Linked DNA regions of Homo sapiens: region 1 is linked to region 2. A link is an interaction called in ENCODE POLR2A ChIA-PET data of the cell type or tissue named here. Cell type or tissue: OCI-LY7. All regions are shown on one strand. Links, peaks and the distances in the headings refer to the core of each region. The heading gives the core; the rest is flanking DNA.

The links. Peaks named below come from ENCODE experiments on the same cell type or tissue, not always from the same donor. Only the 100,000 strongest peaks of a DNase experiment are listed, where the experiment ranks them.
Region 1: POLR2A ChIA-PET joins it to region 2 with 15 read pairs; 1 of 35 experiments calls an interaction of 5 or more read pairs at or near these places.

What each region holds. Positions count from the first base shown.
Region 1 is chr9:92,750,994-92,759,325 of GRCh38, reverse strand. The region is part of intron 1 of BICD2 (BICD cargo adaptor 2); the gene reads left to right. Among named protein-coding and RNA genes, the nearest start is that of BICD2, 9.7 kb to the left of the region's middle. RefSeq lists a silencer at 4,733-4,933 and an enhancer at 6,267-6,316. In OCI-LY7, for the core only: no CTCF peak of the experiment used is centred there; a DNase peak (open chromatin) is centred at 1,525; H3K4me3 peaks cover 781 bases; H3K27ac peaks cover 1,808 bases.
Region 2 is chr9:93,281,361-93,289,692 of GRCh38, reverse strand. WNK2 (WNK lysine deficient protein kinase 2) reads right to left here. Exons shown (of 30, transcript NM_006648.4): 20 at 73-905. Among named protein-coding and RNA genes, the nearest start is that of WNK2, 100 kb to the right of the region's middle. RefSeq lists an enhancer at 247-1,043. In OCI-LY7, for the core only: a CTCF peak has its summit at 1,281; DNase peaks (open chromatin) are centred at 2,332, 2,842, 3,272, 5,302 and 1 weaker place; H3K4me3 peaks cover 4,577 bases; H3K27ac peaks cover 8,000 bases.

The sequences.
Region 1 (8,332 bases), core at 314-8,313, 530 kb after region 2:
CAAATGTGGGGAGCACTGGGTGTTTCTCTCTGCCAGCTCTTCTTCCCTTGTGAGTGTGTGATGTGTACAAGACACCATCAAACACAGGGGAAAGGCTTTGTGCATCTGTAATAGTTGTTTTTTGTTAAAGTTAGTTTGTTGCTACTCTGAGATACATAAAAGCAGGTTTAATTCAAGTAGATAAAGACAGGAAGGTTTCTGTGGATCCAGAGGTTCTGTGGTACTTCTAACTTATACTGTTGTGTTACTATATGAAATAATTGTCATGGTTTGCTTTTTATAGTTGGCTTTTTACTTTTTAATTTATTATTATTATTATTTATTTATTTTGGTAGAGTCAGGGTCTCACTGTGTTGCCCAGGCTGCTCTTGAACTCCTGGGCTTGAGCGATCCTCCCGCCTTGGCCTGCAAAGTGTTGGGATTAGAGATGTGAGCTACCACGCCTGATCTATAGTTTGCTTTTTTTTTTTTGAGACGGAGTTTCGCTTTTGTTGCCCAGGCTGGAGTGCAATGGCGCGATCTTGGCTCACCACAACCTCCGCCTCCCAGGTTCCAGCGATTCTCCTGCCTCAGCCTCCCTAGTAGCTGGGATTATAGGCATGTGCCACCATGCCCGGCTAATTTTTTTTGTATTTTTAGTAGAGATGGGGTTTCTCCATGTTGGTCAGGCTGGTCTCGAACTCCTGACCTCAGGTGATCCGCCTGCCTTGGCCTCCCAAAGTGCTGGGATTACAGGCATGAGCCACCACGCCCAGCCTTTTTTTTTTTTTTTTTGAGACGGAGTCTTGTTATGTTGCCCAGGCTGGAGTACAGTAGCTCGATCTTGGCTCACTGTAACCTCTGCTTCCCGAGTTCAAGTGATTCTCATGCCTCAGCCTCCTGAGTAGCTGGGATTACAGGTGCGCGCCACCACACCTGGCTAATTTTTGTATTTTTAGTAGAGACGAGGTTTCTCCATGTTAGCCAGGCTGGTCTCGAACTCCTGACCTCGGGTGATCTGCCTGCCTCAGCCTCCCAAAGTGCTGGGATTACAGGCGTGAGCCACTGCGCCTGGCTGCTTTACTCATTATTTACTTATTTATTTATTTATTCATATTATTATTATTATTATTATTATTATTTGAGACAGAGTCTAGCTCTGTTGCCCAGCGTGGAGTGCAGTGGCACGATCTCGACTCACTGCAAACTCTGCCTTCCAGGTTCAAGCAATTCTCCTGCCTCAGCCTCCCGAGTAGCTGGGATTACAGGAGCCCACCACCACGCCCGGCTAATTTTTGTATTTTTAGTAGAGATGAGGTTTCACCATGTTGGTCAGACTGGTCTCAAACTGTTGACCTCAGATGATCCACTCGCCTCAGCCTCCCAAAGTGCTGGGATTACAGGCGTGAGCCACCGCGCCCAGCCTTTACTCATTTTTTAAAGCCACCTTCTTTGTTGGATGTTTCCACATAATCAAAGGTGGAGAGAGTAATAGAGTGAGTCCATGTATGCTCCTGCCCTGCACCTGCAGTTTGCAGCTGTGGCCGGTCTTGTTTCTACCGCAGTTCATCCTGTGTAGCTGTGTCTGTAAGTATATCAGTTGTTTTGCTAAGAAAATAGAATCTTTTCTTTTTTTTTTTGAGATGGAGTCTCACTCTGTCACCCAGGCTGGAGTACAATGGCGCGATCTCGGCTTACTGCAAGCTCCGCCTCCTGGGTTCACACCATTCTCCTGCCTCAGCTCCCCCCCGCCCCCCCGCAGTAGCTGGGACTATAGGCGCCTGCCACCATGCCCAGCTAATAGAAAATAGAATCTTTTCTTACAAAACTTAACCATTGTTGAACTTTCACACCTAAGAAACTAACAAAAATTCTTTAGTGTCATCTGTTGTCCAGTCAGTGTTTGGATTTCCCCAGTTTGGCTCATAAATTTCATTTTACAGTTACTTTGTTTCTTCAGAAGCCAAGCAGGATCTGCAGGTTGCATTTGGTTGAAGGCCTTCTCAATTTTTTTTTTTTTTTTTTTTTTTTTTTGGAGACAGTCTCGTTCTGTCGCCCAGGCTGGAGTGCAGTGGCGTGATCTTGGCTCACTGCAATCTCTGCCTCCTGTGTTCAAGCAACTCTCCTACCTCAGCCTCCAAAGTAGCTGGGACCATAGGTGCACACTGCCACACCTGGCTAATTTTTTGTATTTTAGTAGAGGCGGGGTTTCACCATGTTGCCCGGGCTGGTCTTGAATTCCTGAGTTCAGGCAATCAGTCTGCCTCGGCCCAGCAAGGTGCTAGGATTACAGACCTTGTCATTTTAAAGACAGCGCCATGTGTGGCCTGTCCTGTCCCCTTTCATACTGCACTGGCATTAGCCCTGGCTACTCTATTTTTATGCTGTGGAGGGTGCCGGTAGGCGGAGATTCCCACTTTATCTGCCCCTGCCAGACACCTTACTCTTGTCTTTCTCTTTTATTTCCTTTTTTTTTTTTTGAGACGGAGTCTCACTCTGTTGCCCAGGCTGTAGTGCAGTGGCGCGATGTCTGCTCACTGCAACCTCTGCCTCCCGGGTTCAAGCGATTCTCCTGCCTGAGCCTCCTGAGTAGCTGGGATTACAGGCGTGCACCACCACGTCTGGCTAACTTTTGTATTTTTAGTAGAGACAGGGTTTCATCCTGTTAGGCAGGTCTTGAACTCCTGACCTCATGATCTGCCTGCCTCGGCCTCCCAAAGTGCTGGGATTACAGGCGTGAGCCACTGTGCCTGGCCTCTCTTTTCTTTTTTAAAATATTAGCCAGGGGCCGGGCGCAGTGGCTCACGCCTGTAATCCCAGCACTTTGGGAGGCTGAGGCAGGCGGATCACGAGGTCAGCAGATCGAGACCATCCTGGCTAACACGGTGAAACCCCGTCTCTACTAAAAATACAAAAAATTAGCCGGGCTTGGTGGCAGGCACCTGTAGTCCCAGCTACTTGGGAGGCTGAGGCAGGAGAATGGCATGAACCCGGGAGGCGGAGCTTGCAGTGAGCCGAGATCGTGCCACTGCACTCCAGCCTGGGCAACAGAGCGAGACTCCGTCTCAGACAAAAAAAAAAAAAAAGTAGCCAGGGTGCCTCCTTCAGCTGATGCATCATGGCTTGGCTCTTGCATTGCTGCATTGTCATCACCTATTCTGGTTCATCTGTCGCCCCAGCCTTTACTGTGGAGCTCTGCCCACCTGAGGTGATGTTGTCATCTAGTGGGTGTAGATGCCAAGCCCTTCTAAACCAGAAGGGAGGAACTAGTATTGTCACTGTCCTACCATTGAGGGTGCTGAGGTCATAGTGAGGACCACTCATACTCTTACTAGCATGGCAGTGGACTCAGCCATTCTTGGCTTGACTTCTGTGACCTGGAGCCAGTCTCTCCCCTCTCTGGGCCTCAGTTTCCTTGTTTTAGGCCAGTGCATTCCTGACGCCCTTGGAGGTGGATCAATTTCTCCCTCTAGTGACAGCATCATGGCGGGCTCAGGCCCAGGACGCAGCTGCTTTGCAGGCATGTGTTGCCTGCTGCCTGGGCTCCCCATCTGCTTTGCTCTGCCCTTCTTCCTCACACCCATGTTCCCTCAGTACCACCCTCACAACATGCTGGGGTGTAAGGGCTGGTTGATGACAAGCATGTCCATAAGCCTAGGGGATTCCTTGGGTGTCCTAAAATGTGACCTAAGATAATTATCGGGGAACATGCCCCGATATTCACGTAAGTTCTTTTCATTTTCCTTAAGTGTCGGCCAGCTTGAGAAATAAAGGGACAGAGTACAAAAGAGAGAAATTTTAAAGCTGGGCATCCGGGGGAGACATCACATGTCGGTAGGTTCCGTGATGCCCCACAAGCCGCAAAAACCAGCAAGTTTTTATTAGGGAGTTTCAAAAGGGGAGGGAGTGTGCGAATAGGTGTGGGTCACAGACATCAAGTACTTTACAAGGTAATAGAATATCATGAGGCAAGTGGAGGCAGGGCAAGATCACAGGACCACAGGACCGAGGCGAAATTAAAATTGCTAATGAAGTTTCGGGCACCATTGTTATTGATAACATCTTATCAGGAGACAGGGTTTTGAGATCAACTGGTCTGACCAAAATTTATTAGGCGGGAATTTCCTCTTCCTAATAAGCCTGGGAGCGCTATGGGAAACTGGAGTCTATCTCACCTCTGCAATCTCGACCATAAGAGACAGGTATGCCCCAGGGGGGCCAGTTCAGAGACCTACCCCTAGGTGTGCATTCTCTTTCTCAGGGACGTTCCATGCTGAGAAAAAGAATTCAGTGATATTTCTCCCATTTGCTTTTGAAAGAAGAGAAATATGGCTCTGTTCTGCCCGGCTCACCAGTGGTCAGAGTTTAAGGTTATCTCTCTTGTTCCCTGAACAATTGCTGTTATCCTGTTCTTTTTTTCAAGGTGCCCACATTTCATATTGCTCAAACACACATGCTGTACAATTTGTGCAGTTAATGCAATTATTACAGGGTCCTGAGGTGACATACATCCTTCTCAGCTGACAGGATTAAGAGATTAAAGTAAAGACAGGCATAGGAAATCACAAGGGTATTGATTGGGGAAGTGATAAGTGTACATGAAATCTTCACAATTTATGTTTAGAGATTGCAGTAAAGACAGGCATAAGAAATTACAAAAGTATTAATTTGGGGAACTAATAAATGTCCATGAAATCTTCACAATCCACGTTCTTCTGCCATGGCTTCAGCCGGTCTCTCTGTTTGGGGTCCCTGACTTCCCATAACAGATAATGGCATCTCATTGTGGTTTAAGTTGCACTTCCCTGTTCACTGATTGGATCAGGCCAATTTTATTACTTCTGTGAAGCACAGTTCTGCTATAACGTGTCTTTTGAAAATGTAAATTTGTTCCAGACTGATTGATATATGAGGGAACAGTTTGAACACGATGAGAATTTTGTATTTGCCTACGTACAGTTTTCTCCTCAAAAAACACTAGTGTACACAGAGCCCTGCACCCGGCCTACCTGAGCTATGTGAGGATACACAGGATACACGCACCTACAGCTTCCCATTCCATTTCAGAACACCCACCTTCTACCACCTCAGGTAGCTGATGAGTTGCCAGCCGTGACATCACACCCACTGGCAAACCTCAGGGCTTCTTAAGATAAAGTGTCATGTGTATTGTAGCACTTATGTGTCTTTTTTTTTTTTTTTGAGATGTAGTCTTGCTCTCTCGCCCAGGCTGGAGTGCAGTGGCGCGATCTTGGCTTACTGCAAGCTCCGCCTCCCGGGTTCACGCCATTCTCCTGCCTCAGCCTCCCGAGTAGCTCCGACTACAGGCACCCGCCACCATGCCCGGCTAATTTTTTTGTATTTTTAGTAGTGACGGGGTTTCACGGTGTTAGCTGGGATGGTCTTGATCTCCTGACCTCGTGATCCGCCTGTCTCAGCCTCCCAAGGTGCTGGAATTACAGACTTATGTGTCTTTAAGCCATTGAACGTGTATAAAACTGTGCTACCGGCCGGGCACGGTGGCTCACGCCTGTAATCCCAGCACTTTGGGAGGACGAGGCAGGCGGATCATGAGGTCAGGAGATCGAGACCATCCTGGCTAACACGGTGAAACCCCATCTCTACTAAAAATACAAAAAAATTAGCCGGCCTTGGTGGCGGGTGCCTGTAGTCCCAGCTACTCAGGAGGCTGAGGCAGGAGAATGATGTGAACCCGGAAGGCGGAGCTTGTGGTGAGCTGAGATTGCGCCACTGCACTCCAGCCTGGGCGACAGAGCAAGACTCCGTCTCAAAAAAAATAAAATAAAATAAAAAACTGTGCTGCCCTTTTATCATTAATTTTAAAAAATGAACTACTTTAGAAAATTTTTAGATTTATAGAAAAATTTGAAAAATAGTACAGAGTTGCTGTATACCCCACACCCAGCTGCCTCCTTATTATAACATTGTACATTAGTGTGGTATATTTGTTACAATGGATGAACCAATATCATGGCATTATTATGAATACTTTATTCAGATTGCCTTAGTTTTTACCTGATGTCCTTTTTCTGTCCCAAGTATTGTCTAGGATATCACATTACATTTAGTTGTTGTGTCTCCTTAGGCTCCAGTTGACTGTGACAGTTTCTCAGACCTTCCCTGTTCTTGATGACCTTGACAGTTTTCAAGAAGATTGATCAGGTGTTTAGTAGAATGTTTTTCACTTGGAATTTGTCTGATGTTTTTTCTCGTGGTTAGATTGGGATTATGGGTTTGGGGGAGGAAGATCACAGAAGTAAATGCCCTTCTCATCACATATCAAGAGTGTGTATTGTCAGCATGACCTGTCACTGCTGCTGTTGACCTTGATCACCTGACCGCCACTCTAAAGTTATTCTTTCTCTTCCTGTCCATACTGTATTCTCGGGAAGGAAATTACTGTGCATAACCCATACTTGAGTAGGGAGTTTGCTCCACCTCTTTGAGGGCAGGGTGCTATCTACATAAATTATTTGCGATTTTTCTGCATGGCAGACTTTTCCCTCCCTCCCACTCTTGTTTATTATATCAATGTAGACTCATGAAAGTTCATTTTATTTATTTTATTTGGGACAGGGTCTCACTCTGTCGCCCAGGCTGGAGTGGAGTGGTGTGATCGTGACTCACTGCAACTTTGACCTCCTGGGCTCAAGTGATCTTTCCACCTCAGTCTCCCCAGTAGCATGTGCCACCACCCCTAGCTAATTTTTTGATTTTTTTAGTAGGTACATGGTCTCATTATGTTGCCCAGGCTCGTCTTTAATTCCTTGGCTTATGTACTTCTCCTATCTTGGCCTTCTAAAGTGCTGGGATTCCAGGCATGAGCCACTGTGCCCAGCCCATGAAAGTTTATTTTATACTTTGGGTTATAATCCAACATTACCTCATTTTGTTGCTCAAATTGCTCCAGCTTTGGCTCTTGAGAGCTCTTTCAGATGGCTCTTATACCCCCTTTAACATACCACATCATGGTGCCTCTTTTTTTTTTTTTAAAGTGCTTCCTTCCTTTCTGGCACTACAAGATGTTGCAGGCTTATCTGTTTCCTCCCTCAGTCCTAGAATCAGCTATTTACCCCAAGAAGCCCTGGTTTCTTTAGTTGAGAAAGATGTTAGAAACCAAGATCTGGTTGCTATGTGTGCTCATTGCTATTAGGGTGTCTTTGATTTAAGGCCTGTCAGCAACAGAACAAGGAGATTGTTTTGAACATGCAGTTAGTTAGTGGCTGGGCGCAGTGGCTCATGCCTGTAATCCCAGCACTTTGGGAGGCCGAGGCGGGTGGATCACGTGAGGTTAGGAGTTCGAGACCAGCCTGGCCAACATGGGGAAACCTCGTCTCTACTAAAAATACAAAAATTAGCTGTTCGTGGTGGTGGGCGCCTGTAATCCCAGCTACCCAGGAGGCTGAGGCAGGAGAATTACTTGAACCCAGGAGGCGGAGGTTGCAGTGTGCCAAGATCGCATCATTACACTCCAGCCTGGGCGACAGGAGCAAAACTCCATCTCAAAAAAAAAAAAAAATGCAGTTAGTGTATACTAACCCATGTATATACATATGTCAATAAATACACCTGTATGTATATTTAGTTAACCATGAGTTCATACTGATGTAAGAACTGTAATCCATTACCACGTAGATCGTTCTTACCACCTTCCCTTGCTTATCTGTAACCTCCCACTCCAACAGTGAGACACCTGGCTCCCACCATCCACCATCCAGTAACTTAATTGTTTCATTCCAGTTCACATGTACAGCAGTAACAGAATTGTTAACCTGGGTCCCCATGGGAAACAATTTTATCAACTAGAGTTACAGTGCTTTTGTGTAATTCTTTTGCCTTTAGTCTTATAGACTCTACTTATTTCCAAAGTTACTTAAGTTAGGGCTGGGCTCAGTGGCTCACACCTGTAATCCTAGCACTTTGGGAGGCCAAGGAGGATAGATCACCTGAGGTCAGGAGCCAGCCTGGCCAACATGACGAAAACCCGTCTCTACTAAAAATGCAAAAATTAGCCGGGCGTGGTCCCAGGTGTCTGCAGTCCCAGCTACTTGGAAGACTGAGGCAGGAGAATCACTTGAACCCAGGAAGCCGAGGTTGCAGTGAGCCGAGATTGTACCACTGCATTCCAACCTGGGGGACAGAGTAAGACTCTGTCTCAAAACAACAACAACAACAACAACAACAACAACAAAAAACCAACCACCCTGGCCAACATGGTGAAACCTCATCTCTACTAAAAATACAAAAATTAGCCAGGCTTGGTGGTGTGTGCCTGTAGTCCCACCTTCTTGGGAGGCTGAGGCAGGAGAATTGCTTGAACCCAAGAGGCAGA
Region 2 (8,332 bases), core at 189-8,188:
CACCCCCGGGCCTGCGCCCGGGCTCCGGCCCCTGACCCAGGGCAGTGTCTCTGGGACAAGGCAGCTACTCACCAAGGGCTGGGGCAGCTGGACACGCCCTGAGACCGCCTCCTTAGGCACTGGGGGCAGGGCCAGGTCCCCCCCGCAGACCTCTGAGCGGGGCTGGTCCCCTCTCAGGGGCTCCAGGGTGAAGTCTCTGTCGCCCACCTCCACAGGGGTCCCAGCTGAGGCTGAGGAGGTGGGCACGTGCTCCTGGTAGAGCAGAGTCCGCAGCTTCTCGTCCAGGCTCTTGATGGTGCTGTCCACAAAGCCCACCCTGGGGGGCGGCCCTTCCCCATCCGACTCCAGGGCCGAGGGTGGCTGTGGGGGGACGGTGGGCCCCAGGGGTGGGCTTGGGAGCTGGGAGGTGGCCAGGCTGACGGCCCCCACTGCGGCAGGAAGCAGGGGAGCAGGTTGACCCAAGGCGGGCTGTGGGGTCCCGCTGTGGGGGCTGGGCTCAGGTGCAGGAGGTGGCAGGGGCTCCCTTGGGGCACTGGCGTCCCTGGTTGAGGCAGCCTCTGGAGCTGGAGTGCAAGGTGCTAGGCCCACCACGAGGGGCTGCACAGCAAGCGGGGCCTCGTGAGTCTCCGCTAGTGGCTGAGACGTCTCGAGCTCACTGGTCAGCCCCTGAGGTGTCCCTGGACCCCCTGCCTGGCTGGCAGTTCCTGACGCTGGCTCTGGCATGGTGCTGGTGGCTGGAGCTGCTCCATCTTGGGGCAGAGCAGTCACAGGAGGGGAGGAGGGGGCCAAAGGGGCTGGGGGTGCCCCAGGAGGGTTGCTGGGGCCCGCCTGGCTCAGGAGCTGCTGACTGGCTAGAAAGCTGGGTTGTTCCTTCGAGGACAGCTGGTCTTTATAGGGCGCTGAATCTAGAAGAAATGGGGAAAATGCCTTTGTACCAGGGTACTCCAGTCCTATCTACCTGTTTCTTCCTTGGCTAAAAAGATGCCTTACACAGCTGGCCATGGCCCCAGCGTGCTGGTCTTCTCTGTTTCCCGACACGCCAGGCTCCTGCCTGCCTGCAGCTCAGCCCAGCCTTGGCTGCTGCTTCCTGTAACGCCTCCCACAGGTCTCTGAGCCACCAGCTTCGCAACTCCAGGTCCCTGTTCCCATAGTGTCCCTTGTGGCTGAACCAGCACCACCCTTCCTTCTGTGTCTTCTGTAGCGTGTGACCATCAGCTGTGGCTGTTGCCTGTCTGTCATCTGTCTGTCCACACCCTCACCCGCACAGACAGCTCCAGAAAGATACGGCTCTTGTCTATCTTGCACTGGACAAAAGTTATTCAATGAAATTTCAAAATTAAAGAGTTTAAGTAGTGAGCTGTACACACTTCCATGCCCAGGAGTGAGCAGGAGCCTGAAGCCTTCAGACCCCCAGTCTTTGGTATGGTCAGAAGCGCAGCCAGGGCTGGTCAGTGACCCTGTGGGAGGAATCCAGAACCCCAGCAGTATAACCAAGTCTCCCAGTGCCTTGTGCAGGAGCTCATGGAGCCTCCACCAGGCTCACAGGGACTGCGGGCATCTGAGAGGTGGCAGGACGGTGTTTCTCAAACTTGGCCTTGGAGCCCAGTTTTCCTTACTTGAAAATGCAACCCGACCTTTCTTTTTTTTTGGAGATGGTCTGGCTCTGTCACCCAGGCTGGAGTGCAGTGGTGCAATCTCGCCTCACTGCAACCTCTGCCTCCCGGGCTCAAGCAATCCTCCCACCTCAGCCTTCCTTGTAGCTCGGACCACAGCTGGATAATTTTTGTATTTTTCATATGAGACTGGGTTTCACCATGTTGCCCAGGCTGGTCTTGTACTCCTGGGCTCAAGCAATCCGCTGGCCTCAGCCTCCCAAAGTGTTGGGATGACAGGTGTGAGCCCCCACGCCCAGCCCACTTTGTCTTTTTAAAAAACACAAAGAAAATGAACACAAAAAAAGAAAACTGTTCAAAAAATAAAAGGTGAGAATGGGGAGATTAATAGGACCCTGATGCCCTCCCTCGTGCCCCCAGACTCCCTTGGTCCCCATCCCCTGCCTGGCCCAACAAAGGTAAACTAATTTGACCAAAATTTCCTCCACTGCTCCTTTCCGGCCTTACCGTTCGTCTGTCTAAACATGATGGTCGTGCTGCACGTTCTATCAATGGAATGGTACTCTATTCTGTGGTGCCTGGCCTCTCTCACCGTGTTTGTGAGATGTGTCCTTGTTATTGTTTGCACAACTGCACCATGATGCACGCATCCATTCTGTGTTGGTACTCACTGGGCTGTGGCTGGGTGGGACCACGACTAACACTGAGGCACAGTGCGTGCAGGCCCGTGTCCTGCCAGGCACACGCCACTGGGGAGCTGCTGGTCACTGATCCCCTTTAGCTTTATGTAAGGGTGCCAAGGTGCTTCCCCAAGCAGGAGCCAATGCCCCCACCATCGGCAGCCTCTGAGCACCCCTAGGGCTGTGTGATGGCGTCTTATTGTGGCTCTTTATTGTTTTTTAATTATGGAAAAAACATTTAAGATGAGATCTGCTGTCTTAACACATTTTTAAAAGCATGATACTCTATTGTTAACTATAGGCACTATGTTGTGTGGCAAAGCTCTAGAGCTTACTCAGCTTATATAACTGAAACTTTATGCCCTCAATGGTAACTCCGTTTCCCTCTCCCTCCAGCTGCTGGCAACTTCCATTCTGCTCTCTGCTTTGACTGTTTTTGACTTTGACTGTTTTAGATACTGCATATGAGAGGAATGAATCGTGTAGTCTTTCTGTGCCTGGCTTATTTCATATAGCATAATGTCCTGTAGGTTCATCCATGTCGTCGCAAATGGTAGTTTCCTTGTTTTTGTGGTTAAACAGTACTCCACTGTGCAAACATATCACATTTTCTTTATCCATTCATCTGTGAAGACACTTAGGTTGTTTCCATATCTTGGCTATTGTGAATAACGCTGCAATGAACACAGGAGAGCAGGTATTTCTTCCAAACCTTGTTTTCAATTATCTTGAATATATACCCAGCAGTGGGATTGCTGGATCATACGGTAGTTCTATTTTAATTTTTTGAGGAAGGTCCACATTGTTTTCCATAATGGTTGTAGTAATTTACACTCACACCACACTGCACAAAGGTCCCCTCTCTCCACATCCTGGCCAATACTTGCAGTCCTTTGTTTTTGAGAGCAGTGATCTTAACAGGTGTGAGGTGATAGCTCAGTGTGGTTTTGATTTGCATTTCCCTGATAATACTTAATTCAATTGAGTACCTTCTCCTGTGTTCACTGGCCATCTGGGTATCTTCTTTTAGGACACACCTGTTCAAGTCTCTTGCCTGCTTTTCTACAGAGCTGTCATTCTTTTCTTTTTAATTTGTGGTTCTTCATGATGCTGGGTAGAGAACTGTCTGGGGGCTATCTGTACTACAGAATCTCTCGCTCCGTGACTCGCCTATGTGCTCGATTAGTGGTGTCTTTTGATAAACAATAGTTTTTTATTTTAATACAGTCAAATTTAACCAATTTTTAGCCAGTCTTTCCATTTGCATATTTTGTTGAACTTTAACGTATGTGTTCTACGTGGGGGCCATAATGATACTGCCTCTTATTACTTCTAGGAACTTTACTGTTTTCCCTTTTACATTGAGATTCACAAGCGACTTGTTACTGAGTTTTGTGTGTGGTATGAGGATCATCTCCCTGTGTGGACAGCCTACTATCCCAACTCTTTCTGTTGAGAAGACCACCCGGTCTCCACTGTTTGACAATCGGACCTTTCTTGTCAACCACGTGTCCAAAGATGTGGGCCTGCTTCTGAGCTGGCTTGACTCCATTGCTCAATTTCTCTACCCTTGTTCTAGGACCAGATTGTCTCTGTGACTCCAGGTTTATATGAGTCACAACATCTGGGAGAATGGTATCCTTCCCCTAGAAGCTGTCTTGGTTTTTACTGGTTTTTGCATTTCTGTAAAGAGTATATAATCAGTGTGTTGATGCTCATTTAGAAATTGTTAGAATCTGAATCTGCAGATCTGTTTGGGAAGAAGTGTTTATAATACTGAATCTTCCAGTCCATGAATATGGTACATATCTTCCTACTCATTTCTTTTTAAAATTTCTCTCAATGTTTTGTAGTTTTTGGTATACAGATGTTACATACTTTTCGTTAGATTCATACACTGGTGTTTGGCATTTTTGTGTTACTATAAATTGAATTTTTCAATATTCTTTATTTTCTGATTGTTGTTGGTATACAGAAAGATAACTGCAGTCTGTAGCTACTTTGCTAACTTATTAATTCCAATTTATCTGTAAATTTAAATCTCTATGTATATAATCATGTTATCAGCCAACAGTGGTAGTTTTATTTCTTCCTTTCCAATCCTTATCACTTTTTAAAACAGTAATTGTTTTAATACCATTAGATATTGAGGCAAAATGATAAAATTATAGTGTTACCAAAAGGCCACGATTATTTCTACTTCAAAATAGAAAGAGTTTTAGCAAATGTATTCCTTGGAAATAACTGCTATTTAGCCCAGTAATTTTATAGGTAGAGCTTCTGAGTCAAAGAAGTTATCTTGCTTTGTCCAAATTCTTAACAAAAAATAGTAATGCTAAAAGGAATATTACCTTTTATGTAACATTATATAGAATTATATTGATCAGAACAATCATTCAGCTCTGCGTGTCTACTATGTGACATGCATTATGTATTTATTTCCATTTACAGAGTGGTTGATATTGGAGTAGATAATAGAAAAACACCAACCTCAAGTTGGTATCAACTCAAATAAGCAAACATTTTCTTTGGAAGACCTTGTTTAGAAATCAATGGCATTTTCTTCAAATGAAAAATAAAGTGTTTGTGACACCACCATGACACTTCCTTATACATATTTACAAAAAGTGGTCAGGGCATTGGCTCTTAAACTGGGCTGCAGGTTGGGTCCTACCCCCAGAAATCCAGATTTACCTGCATGAAGCAGGGCGTGAGCTTCTTCAGTCCCACTGCTTTCCCTTCTTTTTCTTTCTCCCTTTTTACCTCTCCCCCTTCCCTTCCTTTCCTGCCCACCCCCCGCTCCCCTGCAATATCTAGGACACAGGATACTTAATAGAAGTGCTGAGAATAGGCATCCTTATCTTGTTCCCCATCTCAAAGAGAAAGCATTCCACATTTCACCATTAAGAATATTTGCTGGTTTTGTTTTGTTTGTTTTTTGTAAAAACAGAATTTCCCATCTATTGGGATATAGTGAATAAATTTATTCGAATTAAGTTAAACCAACCTTGCATTCTGAAATCACTGCAACTTAGTAACTTGTCATACATACTCTTTTCATGTATCACTAGATTTAATTTGCTACTATTTTGTTTAGTATTTTGCAAGTGTTGATGGGAGAGGAAGAGATTGACCTGTTATCTTCCTATTTTATAATGTTCTCAGTCAGATTTTTGTGTCAAAGTTACGCTAGTTTGATAAAACAAGCTTCTTTGTTCTCTGGACGAGTTGGGTTAGATCAGAATTATTTCTCACTTAAGTATCTGTGGTAAAGCCATCAAGCTGAAACTTTTCCTTATAGGAAGGGTTTTTCCCCCTTATACACACCTCTGTGTGTTGACACTCACTGAGATGGAGGCCAAGAGGTCCAAACATATGTGCCTGATTTCTTTCTCACTGCCTTTTCTTCAACTATGATTTCTCTTTCCCTAACATTTGAGTGAGTCCATCTTTCTCATTATCGTGAACACTTCTTGGTTTTTTAACTATGCAGCATCCATTTGCTTCCTTGTTGGGTAGTGGCACTCCAAATTTCCTCTTGGGAACAACTGTCCCCTACTTTAACTCCAGGGCTATGCCTGCAATTTGGGCACAAGTCAGTGTACATTCCAGCCACCAGCCACAACTGCTTTAGAGAATGTGTCCTTGTTCTGCATAATGGGAGTCAGGGCCAGATGTATGAAACCTTTCAAAAAGGGTCTCTATTTTCTACCTGAAAGACTATACACACTGAGTTGTTCCAGCAATCTTGTCACCATGAAGGGTAGACATGAGAAGGCTTCTAATGACTGATTTGACTTTTTAATGTTTATAGCACCTTTCAGATTTTCTATTTCTTCTTAAGTTTGGTAAGTTGTAGTTCCCTAAGACATAATCCAAAGAAATTTTCAAATTCTTATATTTGTCTTAATGTTTGTAGGACTGTAGCAGTGTCTCCCCCTTTTCATCCCTAATATTGATTACTTATGTCTTTCTCTCTCCTTTAGTCAGTCTCATCACAGGGGGCTTACTAATGCTATGAGCCATTTCAAAGAACCGTTGCTAAGCTCTGTTGATACCCTATTGTATATTTGTTTACTATTTCATTAATTTATGTTCTTATCTATTTTACTTTCTCCTTTCTTTATTTGGGTTCCATTTTCTCTTATGCTAACTTTTTGCACTACATACTTTTATTACTATCAGACTTTTCTCCTGTCCAATATATGCATTTAAAGGCTACAAAGTTTCTGCTCAATATGCTGTTAACTGCATTTCACAAATTTTGATACGTAATATTTTCATTAGCATGATGTTCATATCATCATTCAGAATGTTTTATTAGTTTCCATTGTAATTTCTTCTTTGCCGAATGAGATATTTATAAATGCACTGCTTAACTATCAAATGTGGATATTTTCTAGTTATCTTCTAGTTAATGAGCTTGGGTTTACTTCCAACTTTAATCAAAAGCATGCATCAAGTGATTTTGATTCTTTGAAACTTGTTGAGATTTGTTTTGGGTCTGCGTAAAGTTAAATTAAAAATATTCTGTGTGCATGAAAAAACAGTGCATTCTTCAGCTACTGAGTACAGTGTCCTGTATATATAAGATACTAATTCTGTGGTTGAAATTTTCTCTATCCCTACTGAGTGTCTCCTATTCCAAAAGCTGAAATCTCCCATGATTGTAAATTGCTCCATTTGTTTTAGTTGTGTTAATTTTTATTTTATGCATTTTGAGGGCTTATTACTAAATATAAGCAAACATTAAATTATTATATCTTCCTGGCCAGTTGAATCTTTCACCATTATGTTTTTGCCTTAAAATCTACATTGATATAAAAATATAGACATTAGCTTCCTCTAGGTGAGTATTAGTGTGCTCTTTTTCCATTTTTGTTTTTTACTCTTAATCTTTTTATAATCTTATGTCTTTGTTCTGTTTTTTTTTTTTCACTTTTGAGAATCTTTGAGATTTAGTCCATTTACATTTAATTACTGATCTACTTGGGTTAAAACTAGCATCTTACTAAAGATTTCTATGTGTTCTCCATGTTCAGTGTTGCTGTTTCTTTCCTTCTTTGCCATATTTTAAAAAATTCCTTCCCCACCTGCCCCCTCCACAAGTGTGGAGGTTATCTGCTATTCTACGAGTCTCACAGGGGTTATTCTAGAGACTATCATTTGCATTCTTGATTTGGCTCTCTGCCTAGGCAACATGGAATCCTGGAGCCCTTTAAATGCATTTCCTGCCTCCTGATAAATATGCCCCATTTTCATGCATTTTAACATGCCAAACATTTTAAACCTCAAGACATTATTTTTTCATCCAGTCAAAATTCACTTAGATCTACTCATACATTTATAATTCCATCAGTTTTTGTTCCTACCTGCATTCTGGCCTTTCATCTGCAGTCATTGTTCTTCTGTCTAAAAATATTCCCTTTAGTATTTCTTTAATTGAGCTGTGAAGGTGATGACTGCTTTTCTCTTCATTTCATCTTCATGGAAGTCAGATCCTTTTACCGATATTTGAGGTTGGGGCTTATTTCCTTCAGCACTGCGAGGACAGCACTATTCCTTGTCCACTGGCATATGTTATCTGTACTGAGACAGGGGCTTCCAAACCTTTAAAGGACCTGTTTTTTCTTGGGCATCCTTTAAATTTTCCCATGTGCCTTTGATTTTCAGCACTTTATGATATATGTAAGTGCAGATTTCTTTTTTAACTTACAGAGTTTGGAAGTTTCTTGAATTAGTGGCTTCATGCCTTCCAATTCTCTGCATTATCTCTTCAAACTTGTTTTTGCTGCATTCTCTTGTTTTCTGGGACTCCAATTACATGATGTTTGACCATCTCACTGTAATCTCTATATTTCTTAGCACCTCTTTTCTATTTTCTACTGTTTTCATTATCCTTATTTTACTTTAGTTTCTTTAGAGCTTGCCGATTCTCTCTCTGGCAGTGTACAATCCATCCTCTGATGTCTTAATTTTAACTAATGTATTTTTCAGTTCTACAACTTCCATTTAGCTTTTTTTTTGGCATAGTTTCTA